Linked DNA regions of Homo sapiens: region 2 is linked to region 1. Evidence: read pairs that join two places in POLR2A ChIA-PET (ENCODE). Cell type or tissue: Panc1. All regions are shown on one strand.

Evidence for each region. Peaks named below come from ENCODE experiments on the same cell type or tissue, not always from the same donor. Only the 100,000 strongest peaks of a DNase experiment are listed, where the experiment ranks them.
Region 2: POLR2A ChIA-PET joins it to region 1 with 8 read pairs; 8 of 35 experiments call an interaction of 5 or more read pairs at or near these places.

What each region holds. Positions count from the first base shown.
Region 1 is chr5:134,726,831-134,731,830 of GRCh38, reverse strand. It overlaps SEC24A (SEC24 homolog A, COPII component), which reads right to left. Exons shown (of 23, transcript NM_021982.3): 23 at 3,922-5,000. Among named protein-coding and RNA genes, the nearest start is that of CAMLG, 9.2 kb to the left of the region's middle. RefSeq lists a silencer at 2,914-3,081. In Panc1, no CTCF peak of the experiment used is centred here; no DNase peak of the experiment used is centred here.
Region 2 is chr5:134,362,645-134,367,644 of GRCh38, reverse strand. CDKL3 (cyclin dependent kinase like 3) reads left to right here and starts at 474. Exons shown (of 13, transcript NM_001113575.2): 1 at 474-668; 2 at 1,101-1,286. The coding sequence starts at 1,122. In Panc1, no CTCF peak of the experiment used is centred here; a DNase peak (open chromatin) is centred at 434; H3K4me3 peaks cover 1,348 bases; H3K27ac peaks cover 1,515 bases.

The DNA of each region.
Region 1 (5,000 bases):
TCAGAGAGGTCCAATCTCCTTTTGTCGTAGTCAATGTCTAAAGGAAACAAACATAACTTAGGGTTGTGGGTATCTACCTAGAAAAGCGTCTAACCTCTTAAACATACAAGTAACAACGTGTCTCTTCCCTCTTCTCCTTTAATAACAAAGTTGGCTAAATATAATCCCAGGGTAAACAAAAGATTTTTTCATTTGAGATAGCCTATAAAAGCCAGATGAAAGTTTCAGTTCTTTAGATAGATGTTTTGAAATATGATGGCTCATTTAAGTCAGGTGAGAGTTAAAGTGTCAAGATTTCATGTTATGTGCTTACCAATGTCTGGGGAACCTTTTCCTGGTGGGGTTTCTGTAGTTTCAGTTATCCTTCCTAGCACATCTCAGTGGTATGTGATTCTTTGATAAATGATGTGCATACATTCATACTAATTTCTATCTCCCTCACTATAGACTTTACAAGGGCAGGCCCTTCCTTTTTTTTTTTTTTTTTTTTTTGAGACGGAGTCTTGCCCTGTCACCCTGCTAGAGTGCAATGGCACTATCTTAGCTCACTGCAACCTCCACCTCCCAGGTTCAAGCGATTCTCCTGCCTCAGCCTCCCGAGTAGCTGGAATTACAGGCACATGCCACCATGCCCAGCTAATTTTTTGTATCTTTAGTAGAGACGGGGTTTAACCATGTTGGCCAGGCTGGTCTTGAACTCCTGACCTTGTGATGCGCCAGCCTCGGTCTCCCAAAGTGCTGAGATTACAGGCATGAGCCACCACACCCGGCCAGGCCCTTCCCTTTTTTAAAAAAAGTACCACTTTGCCCCAAGTCTAGCACTGAGTACCAGACTTTAGTACTAGACTAAATTTACCAGAATATTTGCAGAAATTTTTCTCTTAGAGCAAGTGTCAAAACTTGGCATTTTCAGTGACTTTTTTATATGATTTGTATTTGATCCTAGTATTTTTTTAGGTAGGCTAATATTAGTAATTTTTAAAATAAACTGTAGATACAAAGCTGAACAGATTGAATAGCAATAATTAAGTGATAAAATTAGAATCCAGTTTTTGGGGTTACAATTATGGCAGTAAGTTGATGCTTGGATTCCTCTACTACACACAGTTAAAAATAAAAAAGGAGACAAAAGATAGCTTGCTTGATTCAAAACCATGAGAGGAACATCTCAGCAGATCAAAGAGTCAGAAACACAAGGAAGTGTAGAGTTGAAATCAGATGCCTGGTGGGCTGCAGGTCCAGAAGCAGGAGAAAGAGAACATTTTATGGGGTGACAGGCATTATTCATGCTCTATATGAGACAAGGAAGACCAGACCAAACTGTTTAAAGCCTGTCCTCACTCCAAAATGTTCAAATCATAACTCGCTATTGACCTACACAGCCTTGGATTTCCGCTTTAAAAGAAAGAAGGCAGAAGGGAGGGCAACAATTACACTTCCCACTATAGGTGACTGCAATGATGATATCCCCAAATCATTACAGAATAGGAGCCCAGAAGCACCACTAAGAGCCCTAGTTCTGGAAAAGGGGTCAGGAAAAGGCAATTATAAAACCCTTAGATAAGAGGTAGGCATAAACAAAGAGAGAAGAACTAAAACAAAAATAAAAATACTTCCCCTCAAATATGCCTGAAAACCCATATTCCAACGAACATGAAGAAATACAACACTTAAATTCTTCCAGCCGAGTTAAAAGTTGGAATAGAAATTTATTCCAGAAAGAATTAATTTTATAGAACAGTTTTCAAATATTTGAAAAGGAAATGGCTGGGAGTTTTTCAGAATTGTAGACAAGAATCTTTAAAGTGTGCTCTGAATAACAAGCAGGATAAAAAAATAAACAACAGGCTGGGTGCGGTGGCTTATGCCTGTAATCCCAGCATTTTGGGAGGCCGAGGCGGGCGGATAACCTGAGGTCGGGAGTTCGAGACCAGCCTGACCAACATAGAGAAACCCCGTCTCTACTAAAAATACAAAATTAGCCAGGTGTGGTGCTGCATGCCTGTAATCCCAGCTACTTGGGAGGCTGAGGCAGGAGAATTGCTTGAACCCGGGAGGTGGAGGTTGCAGTGAGCCGAGATCATGCCATTGCACTCCAGCCTGGGCAACAAGAGTGAAACTCTGTCTCAAAAAAATAAACAACAACAACAACAACAAACCAACAGTAATAAAACTATAGTACATTAAGGATAAAAGCCAAGACAGGTGGATCACTTGAGGCTAGGAGCTCGAGACCAGCCTCGTCAACATGGTGAAACTCTGTCTCTATTAAAAATACAAAAATTACAGGCATGCGCCACCACGCCCGGCTTATTTTGTATTTTTAGTAGAGATGGGGTTTCTCCATGTTGGTCAGGCTGGTCTTGAACTCCCAACCTCAGGTGATCCACCTGCCTCAGCTTCCCAAAGTGCTGGGATTACAGGCATGAGCCACCGCGCCTGGCCAGTTATCTTTTTATGACACAAGGGTACAGAAAACAATGGAGTAATATCTTAACATTATCAATGGAAAAATAACCTTTGATATAGAATTTCAAACCCAGCTATCCTTGAGAAGCAAGCATCAAGAATTCAGTTTATGACCTCCCAGACATCTACATAGGCTATTTAAAGCATCTTCAGCAATAATTTTTTCACTGACATAATTTGGATGCACAACATAGCACTACTTAGTAATTGGCAAGTTGTTCGTGTCACTTTTTACTTAAAGAGACAGGGTCTTGCTTTCTTGCCCTGGGTGGAATGCAGTGGCACAATCATGGTTCATTGCAGCTTCACACTCCTAGGGTTAAGGGATCCCCCTGCCTCAGCCTCCTGAGTAGCTGGGACTACAAGCGTGAGTCACCATGCCCCGCCACCTTTTTTTTTTTTTTTTTTTGTGACTGAGTCTCACACTGTCACCCAGGCTGGAGTACAGTGGCGCGATCTCGGCTCACTGCAACCTCTGCTTCCCAGGTTCAAACGATTCTCCTGCCTCAGCCTCCCAAGTAGCTGGGATTACAGGTGCCCATCACCACGCCCAGCTAATTTTTTGTATTTTTAGTAGAGATGGGGTTTCACTATGTCGGCCAGGCTGGTCTCAAACTCCTGACCTTGTGATCCTCCCATCTCGGCCTCCCAAAGTGCTGGGATTACAGCACTTTTTTCTACTGGGATTACACTTTTTTTTTTTTTGAGATGGAGTCTCGCTCTGTTGCCCAGGCCGGAATACAGTGGCGCGATCTCAGCTCCCTGCAACCTCCGCCTCTCGAGTTCAAGCAAATCTCATGCCTCAGCTTCCCAAGTAGCTGGGATTACAGGCACCTGCCACCATGCCCAGCTAATTTTTGTATTTTTAGTAGAAACGGAGTTTCACCATATTGGCCAGGGTGGTCTCAAACTCCTGACCTCAGGTGATCTGCCCGCCTCGGCCTCCCAAAGTTTTGGGATTACAGGCATGAGCCACCACACCTGGACTTTTTTTTTTTTTTTTAGATGGAGTTTTGCTCTTGTTCCCCAAGCTGGAGTGCAATGGCACGATCTGGGATCACTGCAACCTCGGCCAGGGTTCAAGCGATTCTCCTGCCTCAGCCTCCCAAGTAGCTGGGATTACAGGCATGCGCCACCATGCCTGGCTAAGTTTTTGTACTTTTAGTAGAAATGGGGTTTCACCATATTGGCCAGGCTGGTCTCGAACTCCTGACCTCAGGTGATCCACCTGCCTTGGCCTCCCAAAGTGCTAGGATTACAGGCGTGAGCCACCACGCCCAGCCTACTTTTAAAAACTATTTTGTAGAGACAAGTTTTCGCCACCTGGCCCAGACAGGTCTTCAACTCCAGGCCTCAAGTGATCCTTACACCTGGGCCTCCCAAACTGCTGGGATTACAGGTGTGGGCCACCATACCAGGCTCATATCACTTTAAATAACTAGTCACTATATATAAGCTCTTTTCAATTAACTTTATTGAATAGCCAAGTTGATAAGTTAGCATAGATCAAACAATGGTCTGCATGGGTTACAAATGACTTTTTTTTTTTTTTAACAGGAATAAAACAGTGAAAATTACAAACTGTAAAAAGGAAGACAAATCTTGTCTCCAACTTTTCAGAGAAGCAAGATTTAACACAGCACATTGAAGATCAATACATATTTGAATTTAAGAACAAGAATTTAATATTACAATATTATACACTACTTTACAAAATTAAAATTTCTATATAAGGATTACATTTGTAATAGTTAACAAAATTTTGAAATCACATTTGGTGGTCCCCTAGATAATAGCTGTTATGCATCTTTGATTAGAAGAAATAAATCTTTATTCTAATTATTGCAAAACAGTCTATTAGACTCAATACATTAAATTAAAAACAGTGAAAATATATGCAAACTAAAATAAATGGTACTGCTTGAGTGACTATTAGTATGTCAGACTTACAGAAATGTTATTTTAAAAATCCTAGAAATTAGAAAAATAGAGTACTTTTTATGGTAGAACTGCCATGCTCAGATTTAAATACCAAGATTGCCCTTGTCTGTTACATTAGTAGTTGTAGATCTGTAGAAAATTCAAGGATCTTTCATAATTTACAACTATAATTAAAAAAAATATGGCATAGTGTAAATATTAGTCGCTTTACATCAAAAAGTAATACAAGATGATATGGCAGGTAGTGCCCTATTGGGGGAAAAAAAAAGAATCAAACTAAAAAACACATTCAACATTGCAAAAAATAATTGCCTTATATCAGTATCTCCAAAGGCTCATTCATTCTCTCATTATGTGGAGAACAAATATTGTGAATCCTAACTAAAGTTATGTTTTTCATGACCTGTTATAAAATTATTCTGAATTGCACATGTTACACCGTATCTAAAATAATATTTAAAAGTAAATTTGTGAAATATACTAAAAAAGCATGTGGTAATAACAAGAGTCATACCCACTTAGGGATGTAGTGAGGCACAAGGAAGATTATCCCTAAAAGCACAAATGTTTCCCTCTAGAAGATTCTTTAC
Region 2 (5,000 bases), 360 kb after region 1:
CCCAGCACTTTGGGAGGCCGAGGCAGGCGGATCACCTGATGTTGGGAGTTCGAGACCAGCCTGGCCAACATGGTAGAAACCCCGTCTCTACTAAAAATACAAAATTATCCGGGCGTGGTGGCACACGCCTGTAATCCCAGCTACTCGGGAGGCTGAGGCAGGAAAATCACTTAAACCTGGAAGGAGGAGGTTGCAGTGAGCCAAGATCAGCGACACTGCAGTCCAGCCTGGGCGACAGAGCTAGACTATCTCAAAAAAAAAAAAAAAAAAAAAAAAGATGCAGATCCTTCCTATCCACATTCAAAAGCAACCTTGTGAGGAGGCTCAGCTGCGACAGCAATCTGTACTCCCCTCCCCCATTCCCAAGCACAGCACTCTTCCACCTTGCGCCTACCCAGAGTAGGTTTCCGTTTCTTCCCACTTCCCCTTCCGGGTCGGGACCCTGCCCATGTTCCGGTCTTGCGCACGAGTCTAGAACGCAGCAACTCCGCCGGCGTTTCCATGGTGGCAAGTGGCCGGTTCCTTGCGGGGCTGAGCAACAAAGTAGTATCAGTGTTCGGTGGCTCCACTGGAACTACGCAGAGCCAGACCAGCGGGACCACAGAATGGGCTGAGGCGGCGGCGGCTGTTTGGATAAAGTCAACAGCGGGACGTGGGGCGTGACGCCGGTCCGGCATCCTAAGACGTGTGGTTTGAGTTGCGGGCGAGACCAGGCTTTTTTTAGGACCTTGGGCCTGATAAGTGGGCGACTGCAGTAGTGCGGGAACCTATTATTTGACAGGAACATGACAGGAAGTGTAGGGACCCCATGCTTGATGGATGGTGACTTATAGTGTGGTAGTCTCAGTGTTGATGGGCATGACCGAGACAGCAGGAGTACCCCTAAGTTCTGGTGAGAGGTGGAGCCTCAGAAGGACACCTTACTCAAGCTGTCTTTAGTTCCCAAAGACAAAAAGGCTCAGTGGAAAAGATTCCTTTTTTTTTTTTAATGTCTCTATATTTGAGACTGTGGGTTTATTGTGGATATGCATTATCTAGTTTTAATAAATAAAAGTATAAACGTTTAACATTTTCCATTTTCTTTCTTTATTTCTATAAAGTAGTAAAAGCCCAGCTTGAAAATGGAGATGTATGAAACCCTTGGAAAAGTGGGAGAGGGAAGTTACGGAACAGTCATGAAATGTAAACATAAGAATACTGGGCAGATAGTGGCCATTAAGATATTTTATGAGAGACCAGAACAATCTGTCAACAAAATTGCGATGAGAGAAATAAAGTTTCTAAAGGTTTGCTTCTTTTGCCTTAATCATCTAAGTCAAAAGAAAAAATTGTTATGGAATAAAAAATTGCATAAAATATTTTAGTTCACACGTACTGATTCATATTATGGAGAAACAAGTGTAATACTCTATCTTATCTACATTTTGTAATTTTATAGTGATACAAGATATATGTGTTTTGGGGTATGTAACAAAAGCTACACCAATATTGTTTAATAATTATTCAGAAATATTCAAGTATAATACTTAATAAAAATTTCTGCTATGTGCAAGGCATGGTGCTAGGTACTGAGACTATAAGGAGGTAAAAGATAGTTCCTGCCCTTAAAGACTTCTATAATTTAATCAGAAAGGAGAGTATATGAAAATCATACTGAATAAAAAGTGGCTCATAATAAATGCCAAGGAATCAACACAAAGTCCTTTCCCTGGTAGGGAAAGTTTTTTTGAGGAAATGGGACATGAATTTGGCTTTGAAGGATGTGGAGGGTTTAGATAAGAGGGAGAAACTGTTGTGTTCTAGGTTAGAGGAACAACATAAACTCAAAAGAGACTAAAGAAGGACAAAGGATAAAGGGCAAAGTGGAAAGGACAAAGAGCAAAGACATGTGCCTGTAGAGTTTTCTGAGCAGAATTGGAAAGAGGTATATTAGAACAGTAAATTGGAGGTAGATTTTAAAGTCTTTTAGGCTAAGGAGTCAAAACTTGATTTTGTAAGAGGTGGAAAGTCGTGAAGGTTTTGAATTCAGTGTAAAGAAATGTAAATTTTAATCTACCACTATTGTGCAGAATAGATTGGAGGACTAAGAGTAAAAATAGGTCTGTTAGGAGTTCAATTAAGGAATTTTGGAAAATGTCTGAGGACCCTTGCTAAAATGCAGCAATGTGAATGAAAAGTAAAGTTAGAACATGCTGTATTGTAAAAAACAAAAAAAAAAGACATGAGGCCGGGTGCGGTGGCTCACGCTTGTAATCCCAGCACTTTGAGAGGCCGAGGCGGGTGGATCACCTGAGGTCAGGGGTTCAAGACCGTCCTGGACAACATAGTGAAACCCCGTCTCTACTAAAAATTAAACAAAAAAAATTAAGGCCGGGTGCGGTGGCTCACGCTCCCAGCGCTTTGGGAGGCTGAGGCGGGTGGATCACGAGGTCAGGAGATCGAGACCATCCTGGCTAACGCGGTGAAACCCCGTCTTTACTAAAAAATACAAAAAATTAGCCGGGCGAGGTGGCGGGTGCTTGTGGTCCCAGCTACTGCGGAGGCTGAGGCAGGAGAATGGCGTGAACCCGGGAGGCGGAGCTTGCAGTGAGCCAAGACAGCGCCACTGCACTCCAGCCTGGGCGACAGAGCAAGACTCTGTCTCAAAAGAAAAGGAAAAAAAAAAAAAAAATTAGCCAGGCATAGTGTCGCGCCCCTGTAATCCCAGCTACTTAGGAGGCTGAGGCACGACAATCGCTCAAACCCAGAAGGTGGAGGTTGCAGTGAGCCGAGATCACGCCACTGCACTCTAGCCTGGGCGTCAGAGTGAGACTCCATCTCAAAAGAAAAAAAAAAAGGGCGCTGTGGCTCACGCCTGTAATCTCAGAACTTTGGGAGGCTGAGGCAGGCAGATCACCTGAGGTCAGGAGTTCGAGACCAGCCTGGCCAATGTAGTGAAACCCCCATCTCTACTAAAAATACAAAAATTAGCCGGGGATGGTAGTGCATGCCTGTAATCCCAGCTATTCGGGAGGCTGAGGCAGAAGAATTGCTTGAACCCAAGAGGAGGAGGTTGCAGTGAGCCGAGATCACACTATTGCAGTCCAGCCTGGGCAACAGAGCAACACCTTGTCTAAAAAAAAAAAGACATGAAAGAGTGTAGAAGACTATAGAAAGACTATAGAAGGAGTCAAAGGTCTCTGAGGTTCAGTGATTGATACAATTGATAGAAATACGAAAGACTCAAAAGAGACATGGTTTGGGAAGTACTTCAATTTTGGAAATGTTGAATTTGAGGTGACAGGAGTACATTTAAGTAAAGATTACCAGTAGGCTTTTAGAAATGAGGAACAATATCAGGAGAGATCAGGGAAGAAGACAGAATCCTATGTAGGTGTGACAGTTCAGCCCAGGAGAAACAACTGAGGAGTGTGGAGAAAGGAGCATTAACATTCCTTAGGGTTGGGGTAGAAAATTAATGATTTTAAAAATATTTAAATAAGTATGTATTCTATTTATTGGAATCTATTTACATCCTTTAAGGTTTATGATCTTGACGATATAGTATAGCTGTTTCATATGCAGCAGATGTTCTTGTTTGCTTTATCTGATACAAAAATAATATTTTCTTCTTTCTTTGTAAGTCTATATGAGATATGATGGATCAATTTGCCTTCTTTCTCTCTCTTTTTTTTTTTTTTTTTTTTTAAGAAATGGAGTCTCCCTGTTGCCCAGGCTGCAGCGCAGTGGCATGATCATAGCTCACTGCAGCCTCCATCACCTGGGCTTAAGCGATCTTCCTGTCTTGGACCTGTGAAAGAGCTAGGATTACAGGCATGAGCCACTGTGCCTGGCCTAATTTGAGGAAATATATTAGGCATCTGTGGATTATTAGAATGGCTCTACGCTGGGCGCGGTGGTTCACGCCAGTAATCCTAGCACTTTGGGAGGCCGAGGCGGGCGGATTGCCTGAGCTCAGGAGTTCGAGACCAGCCTGGGCAACATGGTGAAACCCTGTCTCTACTAAAACACAAAAAATTAGCCAGGCATGGCAGTGTGTGCCTGTAGTCCCAGCTACTCGGGAGGCTGAGGTAGGAGAATTGCTTGAACCCAGGAGGAGGAGGTTGCAGTGAGCTGAGATTGCGCCACTGCACTCCAGTCTGGGCGACAGAGTGAGACTCTGTCTCAAAAAAAAAAAAAAAAAAAAAGCCGGCCATGGTGGCAGGGGCCTGTAATCCCAGCTACACAAGAGGCTGAGGCAGGAGAATCACTTGAACCCGGGAGGCGGAGGTTTCAGTGAGCCGAGACCACGCCACTGCACTCCAGCCTGGGCAGCAGAGCGAGACTCCATCTCAAATAAATAAATAAATAGAACAGCTCTATTTCTAGACAATGAAAAGTGAGTCAGTAAAGATGTTATGATTTTGTGAAAGATATCAGTTCATGTCCTGATGACCTAAAACATAATACTATAGATAAGGCAATTGTGTACTGTGAATGAAAATCTGATTAGGAGATTTTTTTCCCCCAAGGCAGTATCTCTTGCTCTTTCTTCAACTGTTGCACTTAAATTGATTATTTTTTTTCTATTTAATCATTTTGGAAAACTAACCAGTATGTGACAATACAGAGATGAACTTGAATATGTGTTTTACTGTAACAACTGTTATGCAGATAATTTTGAGATACCCTAACTATTCTCATTGGCTTTTTGTTATTGTTGTTGTTATTGTTCTGAGACAGTCTTACTCTGTCTGTCGCCCAGGCTGGAGTGCAGTGGCACGATCCTGGCTCACTGCAACCTCTGCCTCCCAGGTTCAAGCAATTCTCATGCCTCAGCCTCCAAGTAGCTGGGATTACAGGCACGTACGACCACGCCCAGCTAATTTTTGTATTTTTAGTAGAGACGGGGTTTCACCATGTTGCCCAGGCTGATTTAGAACTCCTGGCTTCATGTGATCTGCCCACCTCAGCCTCCCAAAGTACTGAGATTACAGGTGTGAGCCACTGCACCTGGCACT